Regions from separate parts of the Homo sapiens genome. Here region 2 is linked to region 1. A link is a loop called in an ENCODE intact Hi-C map of the cell type or tissue named here. Cell type or tissue: GM12878. All regions are shown on one strand. Each heading gives the region's core, and the rest is flanking DNA. Links, peaks and the distances in the headings are about the cores only.

Region 1 (7,923 bases), core at 1,098-6,097:
GCCATTTTTTTGTATTTTTAGTAGAGACGGGGTTTCACCATGTTAGCCAGGATGGTCTCGATCTCCTGACCTCGTGATCTGCCTGCCTCGGCCTCCCAAAGTGCTGGGATTACAGGCATGAGCCACTGCGCCCAGCCTGATGAAACTACTTTTATTCAATGATAGTGAACAAAGTCACATGAGTACCTTCTCCAAATGTGAAACACATTTTTAATTAGAATAACACTCCTTTGGTGCTTTGATTATATATGACTTAAGTTTACCTTTCCCTTGACATTTGTAATTAGAACTCCACTGGTTGAATTATAAGAAGCATCACAAGGGGTGTGTGTGTGTGTGTGTATTCTGAAAGTACCACAAGTCTATAAAACAGTGGTTGAATTATAAGAAGCATTGCAAGGTGTGTGCGTGTGTGTGTGTGTGTGTGTGTATGTGTGTGTCTATTCTCTAAGCACCAGACTTGCATGCACCACAATTTGGGCAAGTCTATAAAGCAATGGTGGGATTAGGGAAAAACAGTTTGAGGAGGATATTATCATCTTTATTTTCTTTCTTCACTAGTCATTGAAGTTCTTCTCTGCAGTACAGTTCTCATAGCACTAAGTTCCTTGAGCCGATGTGAAATTCCTCTGTCCATGATTCTGAACTAGGCTGGTAACTTCTGTTCAACCTCTACCAGAATGATTGAACCTTATCAGGAAAGAGGCAGTGGTTGCAGAAGTGAAATAATGCAGAGACAGAGAAAAATGAAGAGACACTGTTGAAGGAAAGGGCACTGAGATATTGTTAAATTAAAACAGAAGCTTCTATTTTGACCTCATTTTCAAACAGGTACATTTACCAAAAAATATTAATAAGAAACGTATGCTGAGATTTCCAAGGTTGTTCAATTATCACCAGGAACAACTATCTTGGTAAATGTGAACAAGCCAGTTTTCATCCAAAGTCCTGCACAATTCCATTGTTTTTCTTAAATTTACCTTAATTAAAATACCCATTTTTGTTACCGTTGTAGAACTCAATGTCAGTTAGGTTCAACAAAGGAATAAAGCTGGTTTAACATATTTTTAATTTTCTGTCACAGTACTGACATTGCTTTTTTATTTGTCTATAAAGTTGAGATTGCCTACTATCCTCACACTCTCTTCCTCTTTCATAGTCTTGACTTCCATGTTTAGCCAGGGCCTAAAATCTTCCACTTAGCATAGAAGATAAAGTTGTTCCTACTCTCCAGGGGCTCTTCACCTAACTTTTCTCATTGCAGCAGTCTTATCTCTCATAGCTGAGAACTTTTAATTTCAGTTCTTCCTATCAAGTCCACTAATTTGATTCTTCCCTGTTCCCTCAGATAACTTCCCTATTTCTCAAGGGTCAGAAATTCTCCTAAGCCTAGACATGGGCTGTTTCGACTGCCCTTTCTTCTGAGTCAGTGGTTTACCCTACGGCACCATCCTTGCATGCTCTGAATCAGGTTTGCCAAATATTAAGAAAATGACAGCCCCCACATAACACAGTGCTTTAATCATGGAGGAAGGAGCCGTTGTCTTTTATATGGTTTGGTTGTGTCACCTAAATCTCATCTCAAATTGTAATCCCCATGTGTCAAGGAGGGACCTGGTGGGAGGTGATTGGATCATGGGGGGCAGTTTCCCCCAGGCTGTTCTCCTGCTAGGGAGTTCTCATGAGATCCGAGGCTTTAAAAGTGTTTGGCAATTCCCCCTGTCCCTGGCTCTCTGTCTCCTGCTGCCATGTAAGAGACGCCTTTCTTCCCCTTTGGCTTCTACCAGGATTTTACATTTCCTGAGGTCTCCCCAGACATGCAAAACTGTGAGTCAGTTAAACCTCTTTTCTTTATAAATTACCCAGTCTCATGTTGTGTTTTTATAGCAGTGTGAAAATGGACTAATATGGTCTTTGACCTTTTAGTTAGTTATTTTTAGGGAACAGTTTCCTTTCCCTCCAGAGAACTTGGTATAGAAGGAGTTCACTATAGAGTTAGGTAAGAGTGAAATAGAGATTTCTACTTATTATAAGGGTTAACAGATGTAAACAGGGCCCACTTTCATAATTCATTACTGTATAGCCAGTGACTCATCATGCCCATATTTTTTCAACTTATTTGTATTCACATTACCACTGATCTAGTTTTAGTCCTCAGTACCTTTTACTTAGGCAATTGCAAACTGATCTTCTGAGACTGATCTTCTAACCAATCTTCCTTTGTTAATTTCTTCTTCCACATTAAATCTAATCTCTACACTGTTAAAGATCAATGTCTTTAAAGGACGGGCCTTTCTACCTAAATATTTTTAATGACTCTTGTTTTTCTTGAATGTAAAGGACAGTTGGCCCTCTGTATCTGTGGGTTCTACATCTGTGGATTCAAACAGCTGTTGATTGAGAATATGCTAAACAATAATAATAAATAGCAATGCAACAATAAGAAACACAAATAGAAATACAAGATCACAACTGTTAATGTAGCATTTACATTGTATTTGGTCATGTAAGTAACCTAGAGATAATTTAAAGTATATGGGATGACGTGCACAGGAAATACACAAATACTGTGCCATTTTATATAAGGCAGTTGAGTATCTGCAGATTTTGGTCTCTGACAGGGGATCCTGGAACTAATCTCCTATGGATACCAAAGGATAACTTTATAGCTCTTTTCACATGGCTTTGAATATATTTCTTGATTCCTATTTCTCTCTCTTTTTACTATGGTAAAGTATTATCACTGTTTTTAGTGTTTCTATTTTTTTGGTATCAGTTCTGTAGCTTATATTAGTTTGATAAGTTGCATAGATTTAACAAGATTCTTATCCTCCAACTTGATTTCAAATTCCTAAGGAGTTTAAAATAAGTTGATTTGCTTAAATTATTACAGGAGAAACAACCCTTGACATCTCTTGGCCAGTGTTGGGCACAATCATGCCACAAGGCAGTTACAGCTGCTCGAAAGGAGCCTCATGTGAGACTTCAGGGAGTACGCCTAATCACAGACTCTTGATTGTATCATGCCTGTTAGTCCTCAGCACACTGTCTGCAGTCCTCACGCAGAGCAAGCACATAATGTCCTATGCACAAAGGCTTAATCTAGACAGAGAGTTTCTTAATTAGGAAAACTGTTAACCACAAGGCCGCCAACTTTCTAAAACCCATGAATCAAGAAGTGGTTGCTGAGCCATTAGCTTCCTGTGGTCAAGAAGACTGCCTATCTAATTTTGGCCTACCTCCAGCTCTCTCTAGTCTCAGGAGCACTTGATATCTTCTCTACTTAGAAAGTCATAAGATCATTAGGTTAGCTTTTGATATTAACTACAAAGACCAGACATCAGGGTGACTACTTCAATGTGTGGATCTATGAGACCTCACAACCCCAGACCCATTTAGTGGGAAATATACTTTGGTACAGCATCTATGAAATTAAGATAAAATTTACTATCTATATTCCCAACCAGGCTTAGTTAAACCATAGTTTTCTTGGGGTAGATTATAAATAGTTTCTTTTAGGCATATTTTATTCCTAAATTTATGGTGGCAAAATAATCATAAAACTGACTCAGAAGATTAAGAAAATGGAGCTGTCATCCTGAAGCTGCTAATAGCTCATAGTTCACCAAGTTGTAGATTGGCACCTTTTTGATCATCTCTCTTTCTGGCTTGGGTTTATAGCTTAACATTCTTTCTTACTGAGTGGTAGACCATAAACCCAGGAAAAAATATTTGACTATTACCCACGGTTGATCAGGGATACTGTATAAGACTCCCCCATCTTCGGGTAATATTAGAAAATAGGTCCATCCATCCTCACACATATATAAGAAACCTGATGTCTATTGTAATAGAGGCCATCTTCTGAGCTTTAGGAGGCTGACCATAAAAAAGTTATTCCCCCAAATCACATTTTTTACTTCCATTATTTAATAGTATTTAAGAACATGAAACCTCAGGATAATCCTAGTACATGTAAGCCAGGAGAACCTCCAATTTTACTCATTATATGAAAACTACTCTTTTATTCCTTTTTTTTCTGAGATGGAGTCTCACTCTCACTGAAGCAGGAGTGCAGTGGCCTGATCTCGGCTGACTGCAACCTCCGCCTCCTGGGCTAAAGTGATTCTCTCGCCTCAGCCTCCCGAGTAGATGGGATTACAGGCGCGTGCCATCATGCCTGGCTAATTTTTTTGTATTTTAGTAGAGATGGGGTTTCACCAAGTTGCCCAGGGTGGTTTTGAACTCCTGAGCTCAGGCAATCTGCCACCCTGGGCCTCCCAAAGTGCTGGGATGATACGAGTGAGCCACAGCACCCAGCATTTACATTCCAGATCAAGATCCCTTTCAAGCCACGATGCACACAATGGTTCTACTTTGGGGAAGGAAATCAGAGCTGCCATCAACTCTGACAACTTTCCTTTAGCCAGTTCCTGGCGCTGGAGCGTTCCATAATGGATCTACACAGCTCTGGTTGGCTTCTTAGAAAGGGCCTGCTTTTCCTTTCATCTTTAGGTGACTGCCGATAAAAACACACTCAATAGGAAATTTACCTTTCCCTGATTTCTGTGAGCCACTAACTCGACCTCATAATATTTGAGACGTACTTTAAAAGAACCCCAAATCACGCACTTCCAAAGGACTAGCATTTGGTAAGACCGTCTGCATATTAGCGATATAAGTTTCATCACACACCCAACTCCCAAAGGCAGTCTTTTCTCAATTAGAAAACTAAGGCCATCAACATAAGCTTAAGCATAGTACTACTTCTATCCCCTCACCCTCATGAACTCATTCACAATTTTTTTTCTCACTCCAGGGTCTAAATCTCAAGCCAGTGCTGGTACTCACTTCTGGCTTTGAGTATCACAGGAGTGCCAACTTAATATGGCAGCTAGCGGGGCCAATCCAGCCTCAGAAAAATGAAATTGCTAGTTAAGAAACCTGAAGACAGTATATTTGTTGATGAGAAAAAAGTATTGTATTGAAACACATTTCCTTCTCTGTGTTCAATTTGCTTATTCAACATTTATATATTAGTATACATTTCAGCTCTTTATATATCAGATTCTTAATCTTGACCCCTAAGTCTCTAGGGCTTAAATTTATGAGGAAATTAATGAATCTTAGCTACATCAGAGTCAAGCTTAATCTTCTAATGCCTTCCAGATATTCTTGAGTTTGAAGAGTAGCAAATTAAAACCACTGATACATCCTTTATGAAGGCAGTGTTTGAGTCGTCAGTCTTAAAGTGGTGCAAGTTTAGTAACTACAGAAAATATCATGTTACATTGAGCAGAATAATCACTTGTGTTAGAAAATTACCAGCTATTAGCTGGGAAACACTGAAAATAACCCCACTAAATAAGATGGAAAGTGTAAGAAATGCCATGGTTTCTACACCTACTGGTTCTTTCCAAGCTGTAATTGATAATGGCTGTTGGGCACATCTAATATATATAAAAGTCTTAGAGAGAAAAAAAAAAGAGGAACACTGAGGGTGATAATTGTATTTTCCAATGAAGCATATATAGAGTATGTTTTTAGGTATCTTTTAATGAATGAATACCTTATTCCATGAAGGTAGATGACATAGATTCCCTCTTACAGACAGACTATATAGTAGTCAGAGAGAACAATAAAATAATCACTGCTAAAAATGTGTGCTGCTGCTGCTATAAGCTTGTAAATAATTACTCACTTCTTATTTAAAGCAACAAGTTTGCTTAATCCATATACTTTCTTAAATATGAAACAACTTGCTCAAAGAACTGCACTGTAATCCATATTTTCAGATATGACAAAATCTATCTAAGACTAGCAGATTAAGAGTTCTTAGTTTTTAGTCTGTCTTAACATTTAGAAAGAATATAAAATAAAATAATTAAGCAACACTTTAGATGTCATTTAAAAATGGTATATCTCAAATTCATAATTATTATGATATAAGTAATACTTTTTGAAATATTGTAATATAACAGACCCATATCTGAGCATTCTTTAGCATTACTTCCTTTAATTCTTGTAGCAACTTTTGGAGGTAGGTATGATAATTATTATTCATATTTTACAGATGAGATAATTCAGAAATCCAGACACTAAGCAAATATCAAGATCAGTGACAGTATCAGAGCTGAGATTTGAACTAGATCTAGCTGACTCCAGAATTTGATTGCTTTGCTTTTATGCGAAATTGATACAATTTTACACATCAATAATGCTCATTTCTGGATCTGTTCTATTAAATATTGTACTGTACACTTACATTATATTTTAAATTTAACATTACATTATGTATTGGTCTGAAAAGATTTCTAAGTATATGTACCAAATAAATGTAGATATATTTCTAGATTTCAAAAGTATATTTGCAAAGGAATTTCAGGATATATCCTAGAAAAATATGGCCTAGATAAACTAGTAATAGGTTGAATGACTGGACCCAAGGTGTGATAATTCATGATTGATATTGTACTCAGGGGTGGCTCTTATTGAAATGCCTCAGGAATTGCCTTTACATAGATTTCTAAAAATTGGTATATAATAGAGGTACATATTTTAGGGGTACCTGTGGTATTTTGATTTATTCATATAACATGTAATAATTAAACCAGGGTAATTGAAATACTCATTACCTTAAACATTTTTCTTTATGCCTGGAATATTCAAATTATTCTGTACTAGCTATTTTGAAATATATAATAAATTATATATTGTTGTAGTCACTCAACTGATTTATTGAGCACTAGGTCTTATTTCCCCTATCTAACTATATTTTTGTACCTATTAACCTCTCTTCTTCCCCACCTCCTCTGTATTCTTCCTGGCCTCTGTTATTCACCAATCTACTTTCTATTGGTATTTTGATACATGTTGCATTGAATCTGTAGATTGCTTTGGGTAATATGGACATTTTAGCAATATTACATTTTCCAATCCATGAATATGGACTTAGATTGTTTTTAACTGGAAAAGATAAAAATATAAAATACATACTTATACAATTTAAGGGTGACATATACCTGGGAAAATAATTAGTATATTAATAATGGAATTAATGTCTAAAAGATCTTAGCATATTACAACAATGAGCTGAAACTAACAAGATGGAGTATAAATCGTATATTAACCAAGATAACCTAGGTTATGATACAGTAATTAACAACTACCAAATTTCAGTATATTAATTAAATAAAATGTTATTTCTCATCCATGCAACATTTCCGTTTTTTCCCCTTATTTCTCAGAATTTAAGCATGCAACATATAGATATGAGGAGGAGGGTGCACTTTGATCTTCATAGTTGTTCAGGGAACCATGCTGACAGAGGCTTTGCCTTCATACACGCTGAATCTAGAAAAGAGAAGGTTCAAGTGAGAATTCATGTTAGAGGTCTTCAAGTATTCAAAAGATTAGGTTATAAAAGGGACTATATTGTCCTGAGCTTCTCATTGGACAGAACGTGGATCATTGAAGAAATTGTGTATAGGCAGGCTTCTGACCAATATAAGAAGATATTTCCAATAATAAGAACTGTCTTTGTAAATACTAAGTTTCCTACTGCTAGAGACTTTTAAATAAATTAGGTGCTCAGTTGTTAGAAATATTGCAAAAGAAATTTAAATATCAGATGCTTGATTATTTAAAACCTGTTCCAATCTTAATGTCCTATCCTTATATTCTATCATAATATAGTACCTGTATCAGTTAGACATTGCCATGTAACAAACCACTCCAAAACTCAGTGGCTTAAACAATGATTCCTTGGGTCTTGTCTACATTCACTCATGCATGTGTGGTCAGCCCAACAGAGGCCATTGCTCACATTTCTGGAGGCTCTTTGGCTATTCTGGAGCGGGGGCATTTGGGCTGTTATTCATCATCCAGCTGGCCAAACCAAACTTGATTATATGATGGTGACAG
Region 2 (7,923 bases), core at 1,588-6,587, 350 kb after region 1:
TATCTGATCATCCAGAGTTTCCATAATTTTTCATTGACAATGCTTACACACAAAAACACCCATATAAAATTTATAAACAAAAACAATAAAATACATATTGTTATTAGGAACACATGGTACATTTACCAAAATAGACTGCCTCCTGAGCCATAAAACAAAACTAATACATGTTAAGGGGAGAAATCATGTATTATATATTCTTGACACTGTAGAATTAAGACACAAATCAACTCCAAGAAGATAATTAGATAATTAAATACAGAAAAGCAGCAGAATATTCTAAATACTCATGAGTAAAAAAAGAAATCATGGTAAAAATTACAAAATATTTTGAATTAAGTGCTAATAAAATATGGCATATCCAATTTTGTAGAATGCAGCTAAAACAGGAAGTAGATGAAAATTCAAAATGTTTTTGAAGTAGAATTTTAAAAGTAAGTGTGGTCTATTTAAAACTTTATTAAATTTCTGTATTATAGCCACAAACAATTAGAAAATCATATATAAATTGTACCATTTAAATAACATTAAAATCACCACAAATAAATGTGATGAACGGCGTACAAGCCATGTTTTCAAGCAACTATAAAATATTATGAGAGAAATTTAAGATGAACTAAATGAAATCTGTAACATTCCTAAAAAGATGCATTATTATAAAGATAGCAATTCCCCCCACATGGACCTACAGTTTCAATACAACCCTATGCAAATTTCAAAAGATATTTTTGTGCAAATTGACAAGACTTTTAAAATGCATGTAGAAATGCAAAGTGCTTAAAAATACAAAGGCAATCTACAAACTGGAGAACTACATTATTGGTTAGCTAATAAAGTAGAGTTCTTAAGAGAGTGTCATGTTAATGCATTTCTCAGTCCTTTCTCACACTGCTATAAAGAAATACCTGAGTCTAGGTAAAAAATAAATAGGTTTAATTGGCTCACAGTTCTGCAGGCTGTACAAGAAGCATAGTGGCTTCTGCTTCTGGGAAGTCCCCAGGAAGCTTTCAATCATGGCAAAAGGCAAAGAGAGAATGGGGCATCTCACATGGGGGGAGCAGGAGCAAGAGAGAGTGAGGTGGGATGTGCTGCACAGTTTTAAATAACCAGATCTCATGAGAACTCAAACACTATCACAAGAACAGCACCAAGGGGATAGTTCTAAACTATTCATAAAAACTCCACCTGCATGATCAAAGCACCTCCTACCAGGCCCCACCTCCAACATTGAGGACTACAGTTTGACATGAGTTTTGGTGGGGACACAGATCCAAACCATATCAGTGCATAACAAATAAACCAAGGGAATAAAATAGTCCAGAGGCCAATTCACATGTATGGCATGATGACCTGATTTGCATCAAAGATGCAAATTCAATGCGGTGGGGGAATAAAGGGTGTTCTAAATAAATGGTGCTAGATCAACTGGGCACACATACAGAAAAAAGAATTTATGCTCAGAATGGAGAAAAAAATATCCTACACAATTTCCAAAAATCAGTTGTCCATAGATTATAGATCATAACTAAGGAGTCTGAGGTAAGCACCCACGATCGGTTACAGATTAGTGTGAATGGGTAGAAGCTATATGGCAAAGAATTTAAAAATGAGGAAATGCGTTGATAGGGAAGAGAGCACACAAGGTCTACATTTTACAAGAGTTTGAATTTTGAAGGGAATTACAGAGTAACTGTTGGAAACTAAGCATATTTGAGGCAGCATGCGAAGAACCAAGACGGGGGTAGAGGTTGGAGGTAAAGAGGAGGAGACTGATTTGATGGAGAACAGGTAAAGGTCTCTGAGGAAGCAAAACTGCAAGAGAGAATGAAAGGAGATTGTTGATTCTAAATTACTCTCATATGCAAAAAGAGCAGCATTCCTGTTAATTTTATGCAAATGATGTCCTTTGTGGTATGTAACATTATTAATTTGTTATAGGTGGTTTGAACCTTTTGTCATGCAATGGCTAGATGAAAACGAAGATGTGTCAATGGAATTCCTTCATGGAGCACTGGGAAGAGACAAAAAAGATGGAGTGAGTTTAAATTACCTTAAGAAAGTTCATTGCCATGATTCAGTCACATTGCTTACTTTTAACCTAATGGGAATTATTAGACTCATTGTTATTAATTGTTTCCATTCCCCAGTGACCAAAATTAATTTAAAACACAATTTCAGTGGTCTGGTCAGAACCCTAGAAACTTGCCTACATTTATTAAAAAAAAAAAAAATCAATCACCCATTTTTCCCAAGATTTTCTTTAATTCTTACATTAATCTGAATCTACAGGTTTCCTAACCTTGTACAAAACATCTTTGTTGTCCTGGAACTTTTCCAGGATTTCTAGATTAGGAGCAGACATTCTCCCAGTCCCTGTGAAGCAGCTCCCAAAATCGTGAGCCACAACCGTCTTGCTAAGCTAACCTATTGCCTGTGGAGAAAATGAAAGACAAAAGAACCAGTACCTCAATTCAGCAGTGGAAAAACCAATTAGCAGTAGCTTGCCCCATGATATTAGTTCCACCACACTTTCAAGAAAAGGAGATTAATGATTTTAAAGTGGGTAAGCATTTTATTACTGGGAAATGTAAATATGTGATACGGGAGATTCAGTTGTTGATGGGAAACAGTGAAGATTTTTCCATTCCGCCTCTAATGTACTGTTTGGGATGGTTTCACCTCCTCTCCCCACAGTTCCAGCAGACATCTGAGCATGCTCTCTTTTCTTGCTCCGTGGTTGATGTCTTTGCTCAGCTGAATCAGAGCTTTGAAATTATTAAGAAACTGGAATGCCCTAATCCTGAAGCATTATCTCACTTAATGAGAAGATTTGCAAAGGTAGGTTAAATAAAATGAGTCTTCTTTTTCTCTGGGTCTGTGGCAATCTGAAAAATGCTATTGTTTTGTGGTGTTAGTCTTCTCTGTCACCCCATCCCAGTTTATTTGTAATTCTGTACTAGTAAATTCAGTTGTTTCCAGGATTCCCATCTGATTTCCTACACTTCCTGTTTCTTTAATATGGATTTATCATCTTAAAAACCTATTTATTGTTCACTTCGAGGACTCAGTTACTTATAATCGAAGAAATTACCATGGATTTCCAAATTACTCCCATTTCAAATGTGGTGTTTTCTAGCTGAAAGTAAGCCTTGGCAATTTCACATTCAAATTGCCAAGTGTTTTAGCAGACATTGTAGTATAGTGCAATGTATATTGAACTTGGAGCCATGAAAACTGATTTCTGATTACAAATCAACCAATAATTGTAATTGAATCTCAATAGTTCAAGTTTTTTATGAATTTAGTTTTCATATTTGACATATTGATTTTGATAAACCAAGTTCATCTTAAGGCCCCTTCTCCTCTTAAAATCTAAAATGGCTTACCATGTGCTTACTACTTTCCCAAGAGTTTCAAGGGAAATATAAGAAATAAAAGAAGCAGCCACTGTCTATCAAATCTCAGAAAAAATCCATATAATATGCAAGACCACATGACATAAACTAATTGAAAGATGACGTGAAAAGGGACACAATTCAGCTTCAAGCTTAGTGAGATCAACCGTAAATTGAGTGGAGGGAAATCTGATGAGAGCCGAAATAGACAGAGGCTTCATGACAAGGGCAGGGCTCATAGAAGACTAAAACGGAGAAGTTAGAAAAGTATTCTAAGCCAGAGGAATAGCGGGAACAAAGGAAGAGGTAAAGCTGAGACTGACATGGGAAGGGCAGGGAGAAACAACCCTTGTGGGGAGAAGCAGTAGGAAATGTTGGGAGAGTGAAGATACCCCAGATCTTGAAGAACTTTGCTTCCCAGGTTGAGAAGTTTAGACTTAATGTGCTGGTCAACTTAGGAAACGCAGAACCTTTGGAGATTTTTATGCAGGGTAGTGACATAACAAACATAGTAATTTAGGGAAACTACTTACACAGTTCTATGTCTGGCTGATCTAAATATAAGTCTGATTCCATGGATTGAATGATGACTGAGGTTTTAGGCTGTTCATTCAACAAGTGCTTGCCTATATGCCTCACTCGCACACACTATAAGCCACCTTGAGGGATGTAGTCATGAATAAGCATAATCTGTGACCTCAGAAAACTTGTATGGAAGGGCCAAAGCTGCAAACAACTATGACAAAGTCAAATGTTATAATCAGAGCATCTCAGAAGTTGAAAGAGGCCCAGAATATAGATAAAGAAGCAGAGACAGACAGAGAGACACTAAACTGTATTATATTTATTTGCCATGAAATATTCTGATCTCATCTTCATTAATTAAGACTAACCTCCTACTTTTAAAATATTAAATAATAGCCAGTAATCATTTATTTAAACCATTCTTAGAGATGACTTTCTGAGTCCCCTTAGATGATTCTAATTTCCCAATATAGCGAAATCTGTAGAGCATAATTCTAAAAATTCTCTAAGTCTTTTCTTGATGAGCAGCTGTGTTTGGGTGAATGCCAAGAAAAGAATGAAACTGGGTCATTAGGAATAGTGTTTGACAAAGTATGTCACGTACTATTCTTGGAATTCTGTAGGATGTAGGGGAAGCAGGCTCATATGAGAATTTAAAAATCTCAGGGTTAATATATTTAGGTTAATATATTTAGTAACATATGATAATTGTACCTGATATTAGAAAAGTAACTAGAATTCACCCTCAGAATAGTCAGGCAGGTAGGTTATGTAAGTTGGGCGACATGAGTGCACGGTAACAGAGTAGAAAGAATGCTGAATTGAGATTCCTAGACCCTGAGCTGCAGCCACCCGTTTGTAGCTCTGACCTTTCTTCAGCTGTAATACTGAACATAGCCACAATATGCCTGCTTGGGTATAACCAAATGTACTGAATGGAAGTATAAAAGGGTGGGAGGTCACAAGGAAGGTCATATTAGAATCACACTCAGGAAAATACATTCTCTGAAGCAAGAAGAAAAGAATCAGCTTCCATGTATTACTGAGGAGATGTGTGCTTTTATTGGTGCAATAAAAAATTCAATTAAGTAAAACATTTTTAATCCATGGAAATTCAACAATATCCAATTGTCAGCAGGATATAGTGTAAGAACAATGAGAAGCATTTTCTGGAAAAGAAGAAATTAGTGATTTTCATTGAAAAAGAAATTCTATTTTATTGGAATGATTTAAAAATCTCTTGCCAGCATTTCTCTTTTTAACTCTTGCAGTAACTTACTATACAGAATAATAAATAAAAAGCAAAATCAATTAAACATAAATATAAAAATAAGAAACATCAGTCAAATCCATTTTACCATTATCAGCCTTTCCTTTTTTTTTTTTTTCTTTTTGAGACAGAGTCTCACTCTGTCACTGGAGTGCAGTGGCACAATCTCCGCTCACTGCAACCTTCACCTCCCGGGTTCAAGTGATTCTCCTGCCTCAGCCTCCCAAGAGTAGCTGGGATTACAGGTGTTCACCACCATACCCGGCTAATTTTTTGCATTTTTAGTAGAGACAGGGTTTCTCCATGTTGGCCAGGCTGGTCCCAAACTCATTATCAGCATTTCTATCTATAATTTGTATTTTATATAACAAAGTAGATAAAAATCGTTTGTGTTTACTATAATTAGCCATTTCACAAGAACTGCAAACTATTGCAATTTGTTTTTATTTCATCAGATGTGACTGACTAATTAGTCTTGAAAACTCTACGCTTCTAAGTATTGGAATCCTTATATCAAAATATACTAAAATCCCATTATCTTTATGGGATTTATATTGATTTAAACAGTCTCCTGGAGATCAGACACATTAATTGTATCTGTAGAGATTTAAAAATTTTTGCATTTTAAAATGGGATTTAAAGGGACAATTTATTCTTACTAAACAGGATATAAGACTAAAAAAGGTACCAAACAAAATGCTTCAAATTTCATATCAAGAACATTCAGAAGCTATGATGAGTGATAAAATGGGCACATGAGTAGTTAATATTCCTATGATTATAGTGCTGCTCTTGACAAGTATGGGTAATTTAATTTTAAAAATAGATATGAAGTAATGTTATTTTTAATATTGCCTAAAAACAAATAAACAAATATTAAGTCCTGGGTATGAGTCTGGCTGTTTGCCAGGTGCTGCAGATACTGTGGTAAATGACGCACACATATTTATTTCTATTCCTTGTTCTCTGGGAACATAATTCTAATTTTTAACAATAATAATGATAATTCATTGAGCATTATTATATGCTAATCACTTTATACATTTTCTTATTCTTCACAACCATCTAATTAAATGGGTACTATTATTTTCCCTAATTTCCATCCATGATGAAACAGACTAAAAACGTTTAAATAATTGAAATGATATAGATAGAATCAACCACTAAACTATACTCACTTCTCATTCTGGTGTGATCAGAATTAAGTTAGAAATTTGGAGAATAGAATCTCACTATTTGTTTTTTACCCTTAAGGTCAAACCTAGGCATTTATGGTGACAGAAATGGGAGACCCTATCTTATGTTGGATGTGTTAAAATACATTACATAAATCCGTGAAGTCACATTTCTTCACAATATGACAGTTTTCTTGTCTTCCTTGTGTTGCTCTAATACTGCATTGTTCCATGCATAAAATGTGAATGAAAAGATGGATTTTGAACCACACTTCTTATCTCACTGATCATAAGAGCAGTACACTAGATGGAATAACTGGAAGTGTTGACAGGATATTTAGCCCACTCCTAACAGGGTGGCATTAGCTCAGAAAAACACAATGCCTTTGTCTGAGTAATTGATGGCCGTCCCACTCAATGCTCCACCAGTACCTGTGTGTCAAATCAGAACTGATTGTAGCTGAAAGATATTTCAGTCACCCTGTCTAATCCTTTAAATGCAGCAGAATCACTCTCTGTACTGCCACACTCCTATTAGAATTTCATTTTATTTAATCTGGAACTTTTTGAATAGCAGCTCTTTATAGGCATCCGTAAAAGAGCCCTCTACTCCTCATGACTATTTCTTTAGAACAAGATGCAACAGTCCCTGCTAGGCTGTTTGTTCCCTCTGTCTGCACTATACTCTCTTCTGAAGACCAGTAGTTCCCCAAAGATAAAATCATGACCTAAGCTCACACACCCAGAAGTCTTATGTTCCAGGCCTTGCCAGGTGCCCCGTCCATCACAGCTTTTCTCTGAAGAGTTACCTCCACCCTGCCATGCATTCGTTAAGATAGTGGTTCTCAAACTTTGTATGCATTGGAATTACCTTAGACTTGTTAAAACCCAGACAGCTGGAGCCCACCTCTGGCATTTCTGACTCAGTAATTTAGGATAGGACCAAATAATGTGCATGTCCAACAAGTTCCCAGGTGATGCTTATAATGGTGCTGATTCCAGAACTACATTCCGAGAAACAATGAGTTAAGCATGTCATAAGCAACAGCTTATTAGTATTAAAGAGCTATTGTGTGATAGTGGTTTACTTAGCTGAATAAATTAGAATGAAATTGAAGTTGCCCACAAAATGTACTTTGCACACTCTCATTCAAGTGTACATTGTACATTAGTAAAGATGGGAGTTATTACGGCAGTGTGCTTGCAACTCTTATAGGCACACAGCTTTAAGCTATATTCTTTTTTTTTTTTTTTTTTGAGACAATCTCGCTCTGTCGCCCAGGCTGGATATATTCTATATGACTGTGCACTTTGTCTTACCTGCAGCCCATCCTGACTTGCTAACCATTGGCATTTGTAGGCTATTACGTGTGAGATCCCAGGATTCCTTGTCTCTAAGCATAAATTCAAGGGACTAAGGTTTTCCTATGAAGTAGACTCAAGCTGTAGGCCATAGGGCATACTTCAAGAATTATCGTAAAGGGTATCCAGCTTGCTCTTTCTTCTTTAGAAAACGATAACAAAGGCAAAAAACAAAATCTATGCTGTTCAGCAAGTC

Evidence for each region. A loop is a pair of places that touch in the nucleus more often than their neighbours do. Peaks named below come from ENCODE experiments on the same cell type or tissue, not always from the same donor. Only the 100,000 strongest peaks of a DNase experiment are listed, where the experiment ranks them.
Region 2: a loop joins it to region 1, with 4 times the contacts of the local background. A loop is called at or near these places in 1 of 110 quality-filtered maps.

What each region holds. Positions count from the first base shown.
Region 1 is chr15:54,147,382-54,155,304 of GRCh38, forward strand. All of the region lies in intron 4 of UNC13C (unc-13 homolog C), which reads left to right. Among named protein-coding and RNA genes, the nearest start is that of UNC13C, 170 kb to the left of the region's middle. In GM12878, for the core only: no CTCF peak of the experiment used is centred there; a DNase peak (open chromatin) is centred at 3,060.
Region 2 is chr15:54,498,141-54,506,063 of GRCh38, forward strand. UNC13C (unc-13 homolog C) reads left to right here. Exons shown (of 33, transcript NM_001080534.3): 21 at 1,939-2,035; 22 at 2,695-2,838. Among named protein-coding and RNA genes, the nearest start is that of UNC13C, 520 kb to the left of the region's middle. In GM12878, for the core only: no CTCF peak of the experiment used is centred there; no DNase peak of the experiment used is centred there.